Regions from separate parts of the Homo sapiens genome. Here region 2 is linked to region 1. A link is a loop called in an ENCODE intact Hi-C map of the cell type or tissue named here. Cell type or tissue: dorsolateral prefrontal cortex. All regions are shown on one strand. Links, peaks and the distances in the headings refer to the core of each region. The heading gives the core; the rest is flanking DNA. Region 1 overlaps PLD5 (phospholipase D family member 5). Region 2 has its middle 260 kb from the start of PLD5.

Region 1 (9,753 bases), core at 848-8,847:
AAATGTCACCATATATGTAGATGATCTTTCCAACACACTGGTGCTTCATTTCCTTAAACCATCACTTTCAATACCCTTCTCCTCCACGCTGCCTCCACTACTCACTTCCGTGTCATTATCACTAGCTGCGAACGCTCTGTAATGTCAATCTCATGCCTCCCACTCTTCCCACGAGCTCATATCTTTTCCTCGCACTGTCTGTGGTACTGTAACTTCAACCAGTTTTCGGCCCCATTAGGATTGGCAATCCATTGATCACAGTGCCATGTCACTACAGCACATGATATTGTCTCTTTCCTCTTTATCCAGATTAAAATCAAACCCAGTCAGTAGAGACACTCGCTTGTCCATGCTCTCTATGCCCATCCCCTTCTGCTTTGTTGCACTTGCTTGTCATCCAGCCTTCAATGCCTCCAACTCTGTACTCCTGAACTGGTGCAGCCCAGCAAGACTAGGGAAAAACAAACTCCAAATTCATGCTGCATCGCAAGCGGACTCCTAATGTTCCCAAGCAGTCGTGCTTCTTATCTCTACTCCATTCATTCATCCAGTCTCCCAAAGGGTTATTTCACACTCCTTGACCTCTCCCCAAACTTCCAACGCCTTCTCTCTCATTCTTACCCTCAGCTTAAGGTCTTCCTCTTACTTCACATCCACAGACCACACTGCCTTCTCTTCACACTTTCCAGCATCTGAGTAAGTATCTAGGACCTGCCTTCCCATCTATGACCAAGAATGAACTGGCCACACTCCCATCTCAAGGCAGTGCCTCTACTTATACCCGTATCCCATCCTCGTGTACACTCAGGACATCTCTTTGGCAATTATACCCTCTTCTATGAAAAAAAAATCAATTTTCTTACTCTACGCTGGATCACACTCATTAGCATACAGAATACTATTATTTTTCCCATATTAAAAAAAAAGAAACAAAAAAGGCCTTCCATTCTCCCCATATTCTCCACCAGCCATTGTCCCATTTCTTCCCTTCCCTGTGTGACGATATCTGGAAAGCATTATCATTCAGTTATACCGAGTACCTCCATTCCCCACCTCTCCACTGACATTGCTCACATTAAGGTTGCCCATGGCCTCCACGCTGCCAAGTCCAAACCCCAATTCTCGATTTTAATCTTACTTAATCTTTCGGAGCACTTCACGTAGTCATTCATTCCTCCTCCTTGACACAATTTTCTCACTTGCCCTTTCAGTACATGCAACTCTCTTGTTTTTCTGTCCACTTCACATGTCCCTTCTTTTTGACCCAACCTCTTAATTTTGGAGTACCTTTGAGCCCTTTATTGTCCCCTAGTCCCAAGGATTTCAATGGCAAGTAAGTGCCAGTGGCTCCTATATTATATTTCAGCCCAAATCTATTTATCTTTCCAATGTCTACTCAACAGTGCTACCTGGATGTTTAGGAGGCATCTCACCCTGCCCAAACTCAACGCTGATCATCCCATTCTTCCCTATTTAGCACATAGCTTTCCTTACCTCAGTTACGGCAATTCTATTTTTGTAGGCCAAAAGCTTTGTAATCAAACTTGCAAGGGTGGCTCTAATAAAAATTTAAAACCATAATAGAAAATAACAAAAGGTGGTGAGGAAACCCTCATTCTCTCATTCTGGTGAGACTATAAAATAGTACAGCCACTGTGGAAACAGTTTGGAAGTTCCTCAAAAGGTTAAACACAGAAATACCAAGTAATCCAGCAATTCCAACTCTAGGTATATACCCCAAAGAACTGAAAACAAGGATTGAAACAAACATACATTTTCATCATCATACCATCACCATGGTCAGCAGTGGAAACAGCCCAAATGTCCATCGATGAATGAATAGAGAAGCACAACATGGTGTCTATCCATACAGTGAAATAGCACTCCACCCTAAAGAGGAGTGAAGTGCTGACACATGCTACATGATAGACTTTGAAGACATTATGCTAAGTGACAGAAGCCAGACACGAAAGGTCACATATTGTGTGATTCCCTTTACATACAATGTCTAGAATATGTAAATCTACAGAAGTAGAAATTATCTTTGTGGTTGCCAGAGGCTTGGAAAAGGAAAAAATGGCAGGTGACTCTTTCTGGGTATGAGTTTCCTTATGGGGTGACAAAAATGTTTTAGAACTAAATAGAAGTGATCACATCATCGCGAACATACCAAATGCCACTGAATTGTACATTGAAATGGCTCATTTTAGGCTACATGAATTTCACCTCAATTAAGGAAAGAGAATCTTCCTTGACTCCTTTCTTTCACTGATACTCCAAATTTAATCTCTCAGGAAATCACTCGGACTCTACACTCAAAATACATAAATATATCCAGAAGCCGAACCTTTCTCACCTGCACACTATTACCAGTCTGATCCAGCCCAACATGATCTTTCTTTTGGATTATTACATGGACTCCTAATTGGTCTCCTTTATTATACTCTTATCACCTTATAACCTATAGTAGATTCTCAAACACAACGTGCAATCAGATCATGTCACTTGTCTACTTGAAACTCTGCAATGGCTTCCCATTTATTTCAGGGCAAGAGCTAAAGTTTTAACAATGGCCCAGGAGGCTCTGCATGATCTTGTTTCCTGGGCTCTGCTGCTAATCTCTCCCCTCTTCCATTTATTCTACTTTTATTCTCACACTTGTTCCCTCCAGTGCAGCCACACTGGCCTCTCTGCTGTTCTTCACAAATGCCAGGCACGGCCGGGCACAGTGGCCTACGCCTGTAATCCCAGCACTTTGGGAGGCTGAGGCGGGTGGATCATGAGGTCAGGAGTTCAAGACTGGCCTGGCCAAGATGGCGAAACCCCATCTCTACTAAAAATACAAAAAAAATTAGCCAGGCATGGTGGCGGATGCCTGTAATCCCAGCTACTCGGGAGGCTGAGGCAGAGAATTGCTTGAACCTGGGAGGCGGAGGTTGCAGTGAGCCGAGATCGTGCCACTGCACTCTAGCCTAGGCAACAGAGCAAGACTCTGGCTCATGGAGGGAAAGAAAACAGAAATGCCAGGCACATCCTTACCCAGTCTCAGATGCTCTTCCTCTGGAAAACCACTTGGCTAATTCCTTTACCTCCTTCAAGGCTTTGCTCAGATCACATCTTGTCAAAGAGTCTTATCCTGGCCACTTCATTTTATGCTGAATACTGCCCACCTCCCACATACAATTCTGATTCCCCCATCCTACTCTAATTTTACTTTTTTCTCTGTAGCACTTTTCTAATATAACATATAATTGCAAAATAGTATTATGTGTCTTCCCTTGTTAGGCTGTAAGCTTCATGAAGGGAAGTATTTTTGTTTGTTTTGTTGCCTGATGTATCCTAGGTGTGTAGCGCTGGCATACAGGAGATATTCAGTAATATTTACTGAATAGAACTGTAGAAAAACGGACCATCAAGATACTCAACAGATTAATAATAGTGACTGCTAGTGAGAAATTAGTACGGGCATGCAATTAGGGACAGGTTCAAAAGAGACTTTATCTAATGGGTAAAGAAAATGTGGTATATATACACAAAGGAATGCTATTCAGCCTTAAAAAAGAAGGAAATTCTTGTCATTTGCAACAACATGGATGAACCTGTACGACATTAAGCTAAGTGAAAGAAGCCAGGCACAAAAAGACAAACGCTGCATGCTCTTACTTATAAAAAGTGGAGCTCGGCTGGGCGCGGCGGCTCACACCTGTAATCCCAGCACTTTGATAGGCCAAGGCGGGCAGATGACTTGAGTTAAGGAGTTCGAGACCAGCCTGGCCAACATGGTGAAACCCTGTCTCTATTAAAATCACAAAAATTAGCCCGACACAATGGCATGCACCTGCACTTCCAGTTACTGGGGAGGCTGAGGCAGGAGAATCGCTTGAACCCAGGAGGCGGAAGTTGCAGTGAGCTGAGATTGCGCCACTGCACTCCAGCCTGCGGTACAGAGTGAGACTCCATCTCAAAAAAAAAAAAAAGTGGAACTTATAGAAATAGAATAGAGCGCTGGTTACCAGGGCTGAGTGGGGAGGGTTGGGAAATAGGAAGATGTAGTTCAAAGGCTAACAAGTTTCAGTTAGGAGGAATAAGTTTTCAAGATCTATTGCACAGCATAGTGACTATAGTTAACAATAATATATTTCAAAATTGTGAGAATAATCTATTTTAAATGTCCTCACCATAAAAAAGGTAAGTCTGTGAAGTGACGGATATGTTAAGTAGCTTAATTTAATCATCCCACAATGTAAATACGTATGTCAAAACATCACATTGTAACAATTCTCACTTGTTAATTATAATAAAATTTAATAAATAAATTATTTTTACTAAAAGAAACTTTGTCTTTCTCTGCAATGTTTTGTTTCTTTTTAGTTAAAAATGGTAATGTATATTCAGTGTTACCAAATGTTAACACTTGTCAATTCTGGATATCTTGAAGGTAGTGGTTATAGTAGTCTGTGCACTTTTGTACTGCTTAAATTTCTCAACATTTTAAGTACAAGCAAGAAAAGAAAGGCTTTGTGGTTTTTATAGCAAAGAGTCCCTTTGCTCCTCCAAAAAGAATAAAAGTAGTCTTCTTAGAATTCCTGTAGCAATCTCGTTTCTTGACCAAATATAGCAATTTGGCAATTACCTCATCCCCTCCCTTATCACTAGAAAATGGAGCTAGCAGAGTTATGAATACAGAAATATGATCTTCTTCATTAACTTGACCTCTCAACACTGTGCAATGATGGGAAAATCCAAGTTAAACAGAACCGGCGTTCCTAAGACACAATCATTGAAGTTACCATGAGGGCCCACCAGGTGGTGTGTGTGCATGGGAGTCCTTACTACTGAACGATGGTTCCCAAGCATCCCTGAGAAGCACCATCCCAAAATGGCCTTTGTTAGAGAGTTTATAAGCTGTTTCAGTCTATCTGTGACTTAGGTACTCATGAGTGAGTTCAGAGCTCTGAAGAAAGCCCCTTCCACTGTGCCCCCAGTAGAACCGCCCCCCAAAGCAATATCTCTATGTCACAGAGCCCTACAATCTCTTGGCAGAATTAAAATTGTATTTATTTTGGAAAATAAAACTGTGTGTACACTCATTTCCTTCTCAAACATTTCACAGCAAAACAAAAGTTGGAGTGCCAAGAGTTATAAAATTAGAGAGGAAATGAAAATCTGTTATTTTCATAACAAGGTCTTTTAACATAGCCAAAGTATTTTGAGTTCCAAAACAACTCACATCCCCAAATGGTAGTTTTCATAGTGATTTATTGACTTTAAGCATTTGTGATGGGCTGTAACCTAATTTTGAACAGAGCCATTTTTAAGTTATGCTGGAAGCTGCTGGATAATCTTTCCAATATGATGGTTAGATCAACACCTAATATACAGACAAACTGTATGTAATAGCCTCATAATATGCCAGCCAGATACGTAAATTATCCTTATTTTTTTCATTGCAAAGTGAGATAAGCTTGTAGTAAATAAATTCAAGTAATTTGGGGGCAAAGTAAAATAGAATAGCCTTTCTTTACTTTTCACTGACATTTCACTCCTCAAATTAATTAAATAACTTACTTCTTAAATTACTGTGGACAGTGTTGTGCCTATATCTGCAGACCTTTACAAACATGATTTTAATTTTTATTATACTAATTGAGATTTTACCATACACATTGTTCTGAAACATTCTACTCTTTACTTAACAGTTTTTATGATGGACTATTCTGGGTCAATATCAGCATATGTAAATACATACACACACACACATACACACACACGCACACACACACACATACACACACATATATATATACTTTTTCCCATCAATTTCTTTGATGACAATGGTATTTCACAAAATAATAATAGCAATAACAACCACAGCAAACACTTCCATAATTCTTACTATGCATCATGCTCCACGTGGTTTACACATTTTAACTCAACCATGACTCACAACAACCCTATAAGATAGGTACTATTTCTTATCCCCTTTACTGATGAAAAAACTGAGACATGAGAAGAAAAATAACTTCCTCAAGAGCATACAGCTAGTGAGCAGTGAAGCCGTGATTCAGACTCAGGCAGTCTGGTTCCAAAGTCCACAGTCGTAACTGCCACACTAGACTGATTAGCTGCAAACTGCTTAAGAGTCCCCCTGGAAATGGACATCTGGATTGCCTCTTTGTTTACTACTTTAAACAATGCCACAATAAATATCCTAAAAATATATGCATCAGCGTATCTTGAAAGTGCATTTCTACAAGTGGGATTGCTTGTATAGATGTTTAAAGAGTTAGTAGGTATGCCAAATTGATCTCCAGAGAAGCTGTGCCTACATTCTCCCAAATGGGGATGCTTTCCTGCCCTACGCTGACCATAGATGTTACCAATCATTTTTCTTTTTTGATAAGCTGATAGACATAAAACAGAATCGTGATGTTTCTCTAATCTGTATGGCCATAATAATGTGTGAGTTCAGCAACATTTCAAGTATTTATTGTCCACTTGTATTTATTGGTCTCTGGATTCTGAATTTCACCTTCTCACATTTTGGTCCATTATTCTATTGAGTTGTCTTTTCTCATGTATTTGTAAAAGCTTTGTTTTCGATAGGGTCTTGCTCTGTGGCCCAGGCTGGGGTGCAGTGGTGTGGTCATAACTCACTGTAACCTTGAACTCCTAGACTCAAGTTATCCTCCCTCCTCAGCCTCCTGAGTAGCTGGGACTACAGACACAAGCCACTATGCCCAGCTAATTTTTAAAAAATTTTTAGACATGGGGTCTTGCTGTGTTGCCCAGGTGTAGAAGCTCTTTGCACCACACATCTTGCTGTCCAGGGAACATGCACGAACCCCTGCCAGCATCCCCATCCAGCACTTAGAACTATGGCTGCACAATCAGAACAGACTGCTGTGTAGGTCCAGAGAAGAAGAGCTGAAAACAGGACTCATAACGTCACAGTTGCTTCCCCAAAGCAAAATCACCAGCATAGTATACAGATAACAAAGCTTATCTGAGGCTATAGCCCACAATCCGCCCATGTAAAATCATTTCCCTTCATGATAAATACTGTATCGATCCAGCTTGATGCACCAGGAAAAGCAAACCAGATGGGTGCCAAGAAAATTGGGAGGGGCTGCCGGGTGCGGTGGCTCATGCCTGTAATCCCGGCACTCTGGGAGACGGAGGCGGGCGGATCACGAGGTCAGGAGATCGAGACCATCCTGGCTAACACAGTTAAACCCCGTCTCTACTAAAAATACAAAAAAAATTAGCCGGGCGTGGTGCGGGCGCCTGTACTCCCAGCTACTCGGGAGGCTGAGGCAGGAGAATGGCGTGAACCCCGGAGGCGGAGCTTGCAGTGAGCCGAGATCGCACCACTGCACTCCAGCTTGGGCGACAGAGCGACACTCGGTCTCAAAGAAAAAAAAAAAAGAAAGAAAGAAAGAAAGAAAGAAAAAAAAGAAAGAAAGAAAATTGGGAAAGGCTGTAGAATCCTACTGGCCTGGGTTTGGATTGTGGGGCCATCACTTATTTAACCGGGTGGATTTAGGCAAGATAGTTCATTTTTCCCACCTCTAAGCCTTCGTAGAACAAGAATCATAAAACCAACCATGCAATGTTACAAGAATTAAGAAAAATGTAATCAGCTACTAGAGTCTAGCCACATAATAGGTGTTCAATTATTAATACTGAATAATACTTCCTATTATTACTATTAACACTACAAATATCAATACTCGTGGTGATGAAGGAGAGGCAAATGTAATTGATATACTGGCTCTGCCAGCTTCGGTATGGATAAAACTAGATGGCATTCTTCTACTTTTCAAATTAAAACTCATGTCTACCTTCATTTACCCAACGAGTAAAAACTTATCTTCCTTTCCTGCCCCTGTCTTCTTTCTGTGTCCAGGAATCTCAGCTGTGCTCAGAAGCCCAGCTCCGCTTGCTTGTATCCTGCAGCGCTAATGCGGGACTCAGGCGCTCCCCTTTGAGGTTAGTGGGCTCCTCAAACACCAGTCCTTGTCCAAGACAATGTGGCCAGGTCTCTGGCACGAAAAACACTGTAGATCCCCTTCCAGGCCACAGTGGTTCTTTGAGCAGTGAGAGAGTCCAAGCACCAACATGACATAGGACTAAACTTATCAAGGGCTCCCTGGTGGAGCTGGCCTGGGCTGTCTGCCTTTCACCTCCTTAGACTCCTTCCCAGGGGGGCTATGTCAGAGCATCTGCCACCTCCCTGTTCCAGCTGCACCTACCCTTTACACCTCTCGGTTCCTGTCCTAAACCTGCAAATTCCTCCATCTCTGCCCCAGCCCCAAACCTTGTTCTGTTGCAGACTGCAAGAAATAATTTTGGAAAAAAAATCAGTGCTGGTTACTCTAGGATGTCCTTTTCTCCTTCCATTTTACAAGAGACCTTCCTCAGATTTAGGCTACTCCTGAGGAGCCAATCCCATTGCAGCTGCCTATGAGGCAGCAGGAAGTGAAGGTCTTGGAAGCCCATAACTGACTCACTTTGGTGCTTAGGAAGTTAATTCCTGAGCGAAATGGGTTTAAAATATATCATCCACCTTGCTAGACCCTCAAGGTTTAGTTGTTCTTCTATATCTAGTACTGTAAATACTAGATATCCATGTTTTATTTTATTTTCTTAACCTCCAAATACCTTGAGATTTTATGAGAAAAGAGAAAAAAGGACATATAAAAAGAGAAAAGGGACAGAGGAGAATTTAAAGAAGTACCGTAAATACTAGATATCCATACACAATACACAATGACAACACTGGCTGGATTCCTAAAACAGAGTTTTAGATGAACTATGACTATTTTGGTGAGAGTATTTCCTACAACAAAATGTGTTCTGAACTTTGAAGCCAATCAAGTTTGTTACATAATGAGCTGGAGAAGAACCAAGATTATGATTTTTCTTCATGTTCCTACTGTTAGCTATCCCAGTTTATGGAGTATTTGAAAGCAATTTGCTTTAATTAAGTCAGTGAAGTGATAGAAACTTGCTGAAAACATTGACTAAGCTGCTTCCACAGACCATCCTTTTTTAAATTAAGGGACTCTGGGAGACCACCCTGTTCGATTTCAATAACCCACAAGATTATGTATTTCACTTGGTGTTGCAAAAATATCTAAGCACATTGAACTTAAAACTGTGGAAAAAGAAAGCACTGCTGATTTGTTCATGGAAGGGCAGGTGTTTGCATTTAAATTGGACTTGTTCACAGAGCAGAAAATGGAGTCTGCACTCATTTCCCACCACGGAGCTACTTGGGGCTCAGTGGAATCATTGATTTTGAGAAACTGAAGATGCATGGGCTTGATAACCTCACAATTTCTAAAGATATTCTCAGATGGTTGATGAATAAGGAGCACACTTTGTTTGCTTCGATGCCTTTGAACATGTCTGAATGACCAGGCATCTGATTCAGTGTCAAGGTGCGCCGATAGAGCAGAAGGCAAACCCTGCTGATCATTCTTATGAGTTTGCAGATGAAACCTAGAATGATCCTACAATGTCTGTCTCTGCAGCCAAATTCTGGGCAAGGACTGCTTACATATTGCTGTGTAAAAGTATATTCTTGTTCACAAGGCTGTTGGAATTAAAATGCAGTACTGCTTTCAGCTGTGTAAACCTGGAGTCAAAGTATAATGTTCTCTACTTGATATTCTCAATTATGAACTGGTGTAGTCTGTTAAATGCAGCAGTCGCTTTGGCTTGAACGAAATTTATCAGTAATTTTAC
Region 2 (8,867 bases), core at 868-8,867, 320 kb after region 1:
ACTATTTTTCCACCCACATTTTGAGTGCTAACATTTAGACTGCCGTGACTAGCAAATAGTTCCATGATAAAGGAGCCAAGAACCCAGGTTCTTTGTCTTGGTTTTACATGAGAGGGGCAAGAGGGAACCTCAGACCTCCTCGGCCTAAAAGAACACCAAGAACACAGGGCCAGCTACCTAAGCAGGTAAAGAGTATACATTCCCTGTGAATGTCACCTTGGCATTGGGCCCTTTGCATTCAGGAATCCAATTATATGAATGCTCAGTACATCTTAACATATTTAGTAGTCCTGAAGGCCATTCCTCTAGAATAAGAAACAGAAATTGAGCTGCTATTTCAGTTTAGCCTAGTCTTTGGCCAGGAAGTTCAGCCAAATCACTTTGGAAGCCATGACAGTTTGTCACTGGAGATGCAGGACATCAAAGAGAGCTCACTTACAACACATCAGAGTGAAAATGCTATTTGCTGCCCAACTGCCAGCAGAGGAGGTGCATTTGAGACTTTAACAGGATTGGAAGAGAAGCTTGCCACACACAATTTATCTTTTCCAATTGTCTTCACTGTTTTTTTCCACAGCTAAGAGACAAGTACCCAGCCTCTACAAACCCGTTGTAGCTCAACAAATAACATATAAACCAGCAAGGCAGACAGTCCATTTCATTTCCAGGTTATCTGAGGATGCCCATATTTTTGTATGTGGGATGAATAGAGGAGGATATGATGTTTTAGAACTTTTTATTTTGAAATAATTATAGACTTATAGGAAGTTGCAAAAATAGTACACGGAGTCTCATGCCTTCTTCATCCGACGTCCCCTAATAGTGACGTTGCAAATAACTGTAGTATAATTAGGATTGCCAGATAAAATGTAAGATATACAGTTAAATTTGAATTTCAGATAACAAATAACTATTCATTAGAAATGTTTCCTGATATTCCTTGTTGTTTATCTGAAGCTAAATTTAACTAGGTGTGCTGTATTTTTATTTGCTGAACCTGGCAACCCTAAGAGGTGTAAAATGTAAAAATGAGGAAATTGACATTGGTACAGTATTGGTAACAAGACTACAGATCTCATTCAGTTTTCATCATTTTTACATTCGTTCATTTATATAGTTATATACAGTTGTGTGATTTTTTTAAAATTTCGAAAACAAAAACAAAAGGTCTGAGAACTTTGCAATGCAGAGCCCACCACAGCCATGCCTAATCACTGCCCGATTTGCCATGGAACTGATGATTCACTCAAGCCTGGCCAAAGTTATAGGCTATGAGCAGCAGAACTGGTGGGAACCAACAGATTTGGGGTTTGCTCTAGCCTAAAGAACTCAATTAGCTTTCCACTGCCTGAGGAAGGTCATCCACTTGAATGTCCTTTGTTTTTATTATCCCTAGACCGTAATTTCCTGCGTGAATGGCCACTTTCATGCTTTGTAACAAGAGGATGAGTCAAATTCCTTTGCTTGGGCTATAATTTATAATCTGCAACCCACAATTCGATATTCAATCTCTTCGTTTTCTTTGTGAACAGTGGTGCTAAAAATAAGAAAAGAAAGTCCTGTGGAGAAAACAAATCCAACCTCACACTGTCTAAGCCATGCTAACCAGGCGGCTTTCGTCAAGGACCCATGGTCAGAGGCACCATGGGCATCCGCTGTCAGAATCACCAGACGAAGCCAGGAAAGGATTTGCTCCATTGTGAGACACATCCCCCCAGCCCCATGACCTCTGCCAGGCTATTTCAGCCACCTAAGCCTCTCAGAAAGAGCATACTTTAAATGTAAGTGGTGTTGCTTGCCTCTTAAAGAGTTAAAGAAAGAAGATTTTTATTAAAGATATACAACACCAGCCAGGCATGGTGGCTCACGCCCATAATCCCAGCACTTTGGGAGGCCAAAGTGGGCGGATCACCTGAGGTCGGGAGTTCAAGATCAGCCTGACCAACATGAAGAAACCCTGTCTCTACTAAAAATACAAAATTAGCTGGGTGTGGTGGCACATGCCTGTAATCCCAGCTACTCGGGAGACCGGGGCAGGAGAATCACTTGAACCCAGAGGCGGTGGTTGCAGTGAGCCTAGATCGCACCATTTCACTCCAGCCTGGGCACCAAGAGCAAAACTCTGTCTCAAAAAAAAAAAAAGAAAAAAAAGATACACAACACCAAAATAGTATCCCGAGACACAAGAGAATAAATCTGCAGGAACGTTGATTCATCTGTAGCTGGGGAGACCAGAGAAATCTTCTGGGGGACCTGTACCTAGATCCTTCTCCTATGTGGAGAAGACTCCTTAGAGTTATCCCCCAAACTGCTACAACCCAATGATCAACTTTTCCTAGGTTCCCATTGAAAAGGGAGGAAAATGAGAATTCAGTGATGTGTTTTTCATAGTTAACTATTTCAATTTAAAGGAGTGACTTTTATTCTAAGTTATGTTCTTTCTGTTTTTTAGTAACAAAATGTCCTGTCTGTTATAAAACGATAGTAAGATTTTCTGTTCTTTGTTGTTCTTTGGCAAATAAAATGTTGATGTGTCTGTCATTTATAGCCACAATAATTCTATGAAACACACTACCTCCAAAGCTCAATGTCATATAAAAATAAGCATGTGTTTCTTGGGCATGTCTAAGATTGGCTGGGACAGCCTTTTACCACGTGTGTCTCAATATCCTGGGTCCACTGTGCTATCTGTGCATCCTGTCCCCATGACAGTGGCAGAGAGATAAACAGCCAGCCTAAACATCCCATTGATCACAGCTAATGACATGGTTGAGCCCAAAGTCAAGGGATGGAGAAATACACTCCACCCTTTATGGGGCTAAGACTGTGAAAGTATAGCAACGCTACAGGGGTGGGGAATGCTGTTGCGGCTAATAGTCCAGTCTATCACATGTCGGTAATTATATCAGCTCCCATTTTCTCTTGGTATTTGCTGACCCAGAGAAAGACAGCCATTTGAGCATCACAGCTTCAAAGGATATCTTTGGCCATAGGAATAAAAACCTAACCTAATAAAGAGTAGTTTAGAAAAACCAGAAGTAGGAGCCATGAGATTGGAATTTATCATCAGCAATACTATGGGCCCTCATTAGGCGGTGACTGTCTCAGCTGTGAGTGTTCTGTGCTTGCATCTCTCTTTTTGCAAAATATGATCATCTGGAGGCAATCTACAATGACTGTACTGCATCTGTCACATTTTTAAGGCATCTTTGATATAGTGGTTAGGTGTTTCGTTTTGTTGGAACCATGGGAATCAAATTTACTATGCAGAATTCTGTGTGAGATCATAGATCATAGATTAATTCACCTGCCCAGCCTTCTCTGCACACCTGCAGTGGATCTCATTTCCATCCAAGGACTTTAATATTATTAGTTCATTATTAATTCATCATCCAAATTGCCACTTTATGACAGATGATACGCCAACTTTTTTTTTCTTTTTTGAGATGGAGTCTCACCGTGTCGCCCAGGCTGGAGTGCAGTGGCGTGATCTCAGCTCACTGCAACCTCCACCTCCTGGGTTCAAGTAATTCTCCTGCCTCACCCTCTCAAGTAGCTGGGACTACAGGCACGTGCTACCATGCCTGGCTAATTTTTGTATTTTTTAGTAGAGACAGGGTTTCACCATATTGGCCAGGCTGGTCTCAAACTCCTGACCTCGTGATCCACACGCCTCGGCCTCCCAGAGTGCTGGGATTACAGGCATAAGCCACTGCACCCGGCTGATACTCCAACTGTTTTTGAGCTTGTTCGGGTTCAATTTTGTCAATGAAATGCTCAGCGCTTTGTTTATGTTTTTAATTTTTTTTAATTAAAAAAATACCCTGGAAATCATCACCATGGCCTTGAGTCAGAAAGTTTAATAAACAAACATTGACAATTCCAACCGACAGTTAAAACATCTTGAAAATTACCTGCTCACTTACACTATCATCCCAGCAGAATGAGGGTATCTGTAATAGTCAACAAAGACAAATGGCTTAAACTTTGTTCCGGGTCCTGTCTCTGACTTGTGGCGCTAGAGTGGGCATGTTGCTTAATTTCTATGTCTCTCTGGTTCTACATTTACAAACTGGGGGTGGCGATGGGATTGAAATCTGTGTTTGCACATGTTTTGAAGCTCTTTGGAAGAAAAATTATACAAACCTGGAAAGCATCTTATAGTCCTAGGAAGAATGTTGCTCAAGTCTTAGCACAAAGCCAGGGGAGAACAGCTGCCTCTCAGCAGAGATCTAAATATCTTGCTTCTCCTTTCTCAGAAGAAAACACTGAACATGCAGCCACCTGTTTCCTGGCCAGGATGCTGGGTGCAATTGCACACAAGGGAGAAAAAGGCCTTTTGTTTTCTAACCAGCTGCATTTGCCGGCAGGTCTGTTGGAGTTCTACAAAACAGCGTGTGTCACGTTCTATAAAACAGCGTGTGTCACACAGCTTGGTGCTGCATGGCTGGACTCCCTGGTTTCTCTATTTTAGAACATCCAGGGGTTTGTGTCCCCTTTAAGAAAAGGTCATTTGGACATAATAACATTTGCCACCTTCACCAAGGCTCAATTCAAAGAGGAGTTGGCTCAGTTTGCATCAAACAATAAAAGACCTTTGTGGGACTAGGAGGGAGATGGAGAGAGGAGGAGGCAGAGTGGAAGGGAGTGGGGAGCCCTATCCTGGTAAGTTTCTGGGCACTAGAGGTTTTGTTCTGTTTTTCTTCATAAACAGGTGAACTGATTTCCTCTTATCAGGTAGAACATCATTTAAATATCAAGTCGCTCAGGGTGCTCAGGTGAAGAGGCTGGTGATGCTCCAGCCCAGATGCCTAGTCTTCGAGGAGAGCAGAAATGGCACCTTCTCCCAAGAAAGATGAACAGGAGGGAGTGGAAAGTCTCCAGCCTCACAAAAGACAGAAAAGCAGCAGCAGCAAGTGCATCACAATTCTGGAATCTGGGAAATAGACACGGGAATGGTAAATGCCTTTCTCGTGGTCATGCAGAAGCTGAATCCCAGCCAGCAGAGGCCCAAGCCAAGAAGCCACAGGACTGATGTCATGTGGGCTCCTGCGTCTCGGGAATCACAGGCTTGGAGTATGCCTAGAAGTCTTTGCCTAAAGAAGACTGGGCACACGTGTTTCAGCAAAACTCTAGAACCACAGATATTTTACTCAAGCCCTGTTAGCCAAACTATTGCCCCTATCTGAACCCCGAAAGCAGACTGGATGTTATTCTCTGAGAGTATCAAACAGAGAGTCTGTTGGATTAGAAACACCCAGGTGTGGTGTAAGCCAGGACTGTGCCAAGGAACACAGGTGGTTTAAGCAAACAATTTGTCTATTCTACTTTGAAAATCTCCCTCAACACGATCCCTTACCTCAGGGCTTTCCTCGCCCTTTCTAACAGCATGGAGCTGAATGGGTATCTTTCAGACAAGATATTAGAAGAGCCTTCTCTTAAATGAAACAATTAAGATATACCAAGATTGAGAATTCCCTAAGGAAACAGACTCCCCGCCTCCCAGCCCATCCTACTATGTGCCTGCAAATGGGCAAACCTCCCCCACCTGCATCAGCTTTTTAGTGTGACAATTTTAAAACATATGAACACGCAGGGAGGCTCACCAGATGCTGAAATATAATTTGTAATTAAAAAAAAGCAGGAGTCACAATATATCAAGAGTAAAAAGGAAATTTGGAGAAAGCAAATACTCAGGGGGATTTAAAAAAAAAATCTTGCAAACAATTGTTTTTCCATAAACCACTAGGGAAAAGGTAGATTGTTTGGTAGATTGTATTGGAAAAACTAGTTTACCATTTTGAGAATTTGAAGTTGGATCACTGCCTAATGCTACAAATAAAGGGAGATGCTAGAAGAATTAAAGGCCTAAAATTGAAAAGTAAAGCTATAAAGTTGATATAATGAAACATAAAAGACTACTCCCATGACTTAGGAGCAGGGAGAAACTTCTTTACACAAAATTCAGAAACAATACCTTGAACAAAACATGAAATAAATTGATAACATCCAATATAGGAATTTCTGTTTAATGGAGGGTGCTAAGGACGGTGACCATGGGAGGAGATATTTTCAATTTCTAAAATCAGTAATGGTGTCTAGAATATAAAGGGAACTCCTTCAAATGAGCAAGAAGAGACCAGAAACCCCCTACACCCTCTCTCCTACTCAATGATATCTCTGTAGCAAGGAAACACTTTCCCTCCTGTGCCGTCAATATCACCTTCATTATGGATCATTATCAGCAGATGCACATCCTCTCATTTATTCCTATTTTAAAACACCCCTTCTTGACCCCACTTCAACTCAATATTTCTACTTCCCGGCCAGGCGTGGTGGCTCACGCCTGTAATCCCAGCACTTTGGGAGGCCGAGGTGGGCAGATCACAAGGTCAGGAGTTCGAGACCAGCCTGGCCAATATGATGAAACCCCGTCTCTACTAAAAATACAAAAATTAGCCAGGCGTGGTGGTGTGTGCCTGTAATCCCAGCTACTCAGGAGGTTGAGGCGGGGGAATCGCTTGAACCCGGGAGGCGGAGGTTGCAGTGGGCCAAGATTGTACCACTGTACTCCAGCCTGGGTGACAGAGTGAGACTCCATCTTAAAAAAAAAAAATTCTACTTCCTTTCACAAAAACACCCCTCAAAATAGCTGTCCACACTCCATGTTTTCAACTGCTCTCATTCCCTTCTTAAATTCTTACCATGTAACATTTGATTAATGCAAGAGGATATCTGTAAATTATGAAGCATAATAATAAAATGAACACCAATGAAGCTTCTACTCCACTTAAAAACTGGAACATCACCAATTTCATTGCATTAACCTGTATGTTCCTTCTCTACCCCATCACTCTGCCTTTTCTTCTCCGAATGATAAAGCCACTATCTTATATTTTGTGTTTATCATTCCTTTCCATTTTATAAAGTTTTTATCCCACCTATCTGTATTCCTAAACAATACACATTAAAATTGAGGGGGCTCAGGTTTTGTTCGTTTTTCCTCCATGCTTTGAAGTCATTTTGTATTCAACATGTCCAGAAATTCCTAACCTTTTCCTTCACACTTCCCCCAGTCTCCTCAATCTTGCAACATCATCCTTCTAGCTGCTCAGACAGAATTAATTTTTTCACTTATGACTCCTCTATCTTGTAAAACATATCCATATCAGTAAGTCCTGTGGGTTCTCACTTCAAAATATACTCAGGATCCAACCACGCCTCATTGCCACTGCTTTCGCCCAGGTTCAAGCCACCATCATCTCTCATCTGGATTATTGAAAGTTCCACTGATGTGCACGCCTGCTTCACCCTTTCCCTTGCCCCCGCATTCACCTATAGTTTACTCTCCGCACAGCAACCAGAGTGATTATCTGGAACTCCGTGTCAGAGCACCTTAACCCTTCAACTCAGCACTCTGCAGCGGCTTCTATCTCAGGCAGAGTAGGAATCTACAAGGCCCTACGTCACACCCTGGACAGTCCCCACATCCCACACACAACTCTCCTGCTGTTTCCTTAGGGTCGCTCCCTCTAACCATCTGGCTCCTTGAACAAGCCAGTGCACTGCTGTCTCCAGGCCTTTCTTTGCTCATGCTGTTTTTCGTCTTACTTGGGAGGCCTTTTTCCTTGCACATGCCCTCTTCCTCAATGGCTCTCTCTCTCACCTCCTTCTCTTCTTAAATATCATCTTATCAGGGAGACCTCCTCCACTGCTCTGTTTAAAATAGTACTCTTATGCCCACCAGCACACTCTATCCCATTCTCCAGCTTTATTCTTCTCCATAAACACTTATCACATTCTGACATACTGTAACTTTTGCTTGTTTCTTTGTTTATTGCCTAGCTTCCCGCACTACACTATAAGCTCCTTGAAGGCAAGGGTTTTTGTCTATATCGTTTAGTGCTCTATCCCCAGCAATGCCTAGAAAATACTAGGTTCAACAAAGATTTATTGAATGAATGAATGGATGTAAATAATCTCCTCACTTCCTCACTTTTGCCCGCTACCAGTATCCCATCCCCAACTGCATAACATAGCTCCTCTTACCTATCCCTAAACAAACTCCAGCTCAAATCAAAATTATGCCCATGACAGAGCCCCAGGGACTTTTAGGTGGTAATTACAGGCTTTCTCTCTCTGCCTTTCCTCAGAGCCACAGGAGACGTGCTCCAAATTTTTGCCTCTTTCTCCTTAACATCCCTGAAGGCTGAGTCATAGCACTGGAAGCTTTAGAATGTGTTCTTGCACACTGAAGGTAAAACACTATTTCTCCAAAAGTCATTACCTATTTGTCTTCCATCACTGACATAGGCCATTGTTGATTATAAGGATATTAAAGCCTGAAGCCTAAAGGCCTATGGGTGAAACATTCAATTTTTCAGTGTTATTTTGTTATTTTAAGAGCCTGTGTGACAGACATATTTAGGCTTAATAGTACCCTTAGGAAAATAAAAAGGAAAAGGCAAGATTCTATTTACTGTATATCCTTCCTCTTTCTTGGAAAATCTCACATTACATCGGAAAAACCTAAATTACATGAAGTTTACAAAATTGATTGCCTCATGAATAAACGGATTTATTATTTAAGATGCTGAGGAGCACATTTCATTATTCAGTATCCTTGGAACAAAATATTTGAAATGTGGGATGAAAAATTTTCAAGCTGCTTCGCTAAATGAGGTAGACCAAAAAGAACATCCACACATTAACATAAAACATTCATCAGGAGATCAGCTGGCAATGTGATGAAGAGAAATGGCTACATTTTTTAATTTCTAATCAGTCCCATTAAATGTGTGGCTTGTGGCCACTTTTACTGTACTGTACTGTGGAACTCACCTCAGATCATGAAGCCTGTATTTAAA

What was found. A loop is a pair of places that touch in the nucleus more often than their neighbours do. Peaks named below come from ENCODE experiments on the same cell type or tissue, not always from the same donor. Only the 100,000 strongest peaks of a DNase experiment are listed, where the experiment ranks them.
Region 2: a loop joins it to region 1, with 4 times the contacts of the local background. A loop is called at or near these places in 9 of 110 quality-filtered maps.

Annotation. Positions count from the first base shown.
Region 1 is chr1:242,462,930-242,472,682 of GRCh38, forward strand. The region is part of intron 1 of PLD5 (phospholipase D family member 5); the gene reads right to left. Among named protein-coding and RNA genes, the nearest start is that of PLD5, 57 kb to the right of the region's middle. In dorsolateral prefrontal cortex, for the core only: a CTCF peak has its summit at 4,809; a DNase peak (open chromatin) is centred at 4,812.
Region 2 is chr1:242,780,000-242,788,866 of GRCh38, forward strand. No RefSeq gene overlaps it. Among named protein-coding and RNA genes, the nearest start is that of PLD5, 260 kb to the left of the region's middle. RefSeq lists a silencer at 8,008-8,302. In dorsolateral prefrontal cortex, for the core only: no CTCF peak of the experiment used is centred there; a DNase peak (open chromatin) is centred at 5,012; H3K4me3 peaks cover 738 bases.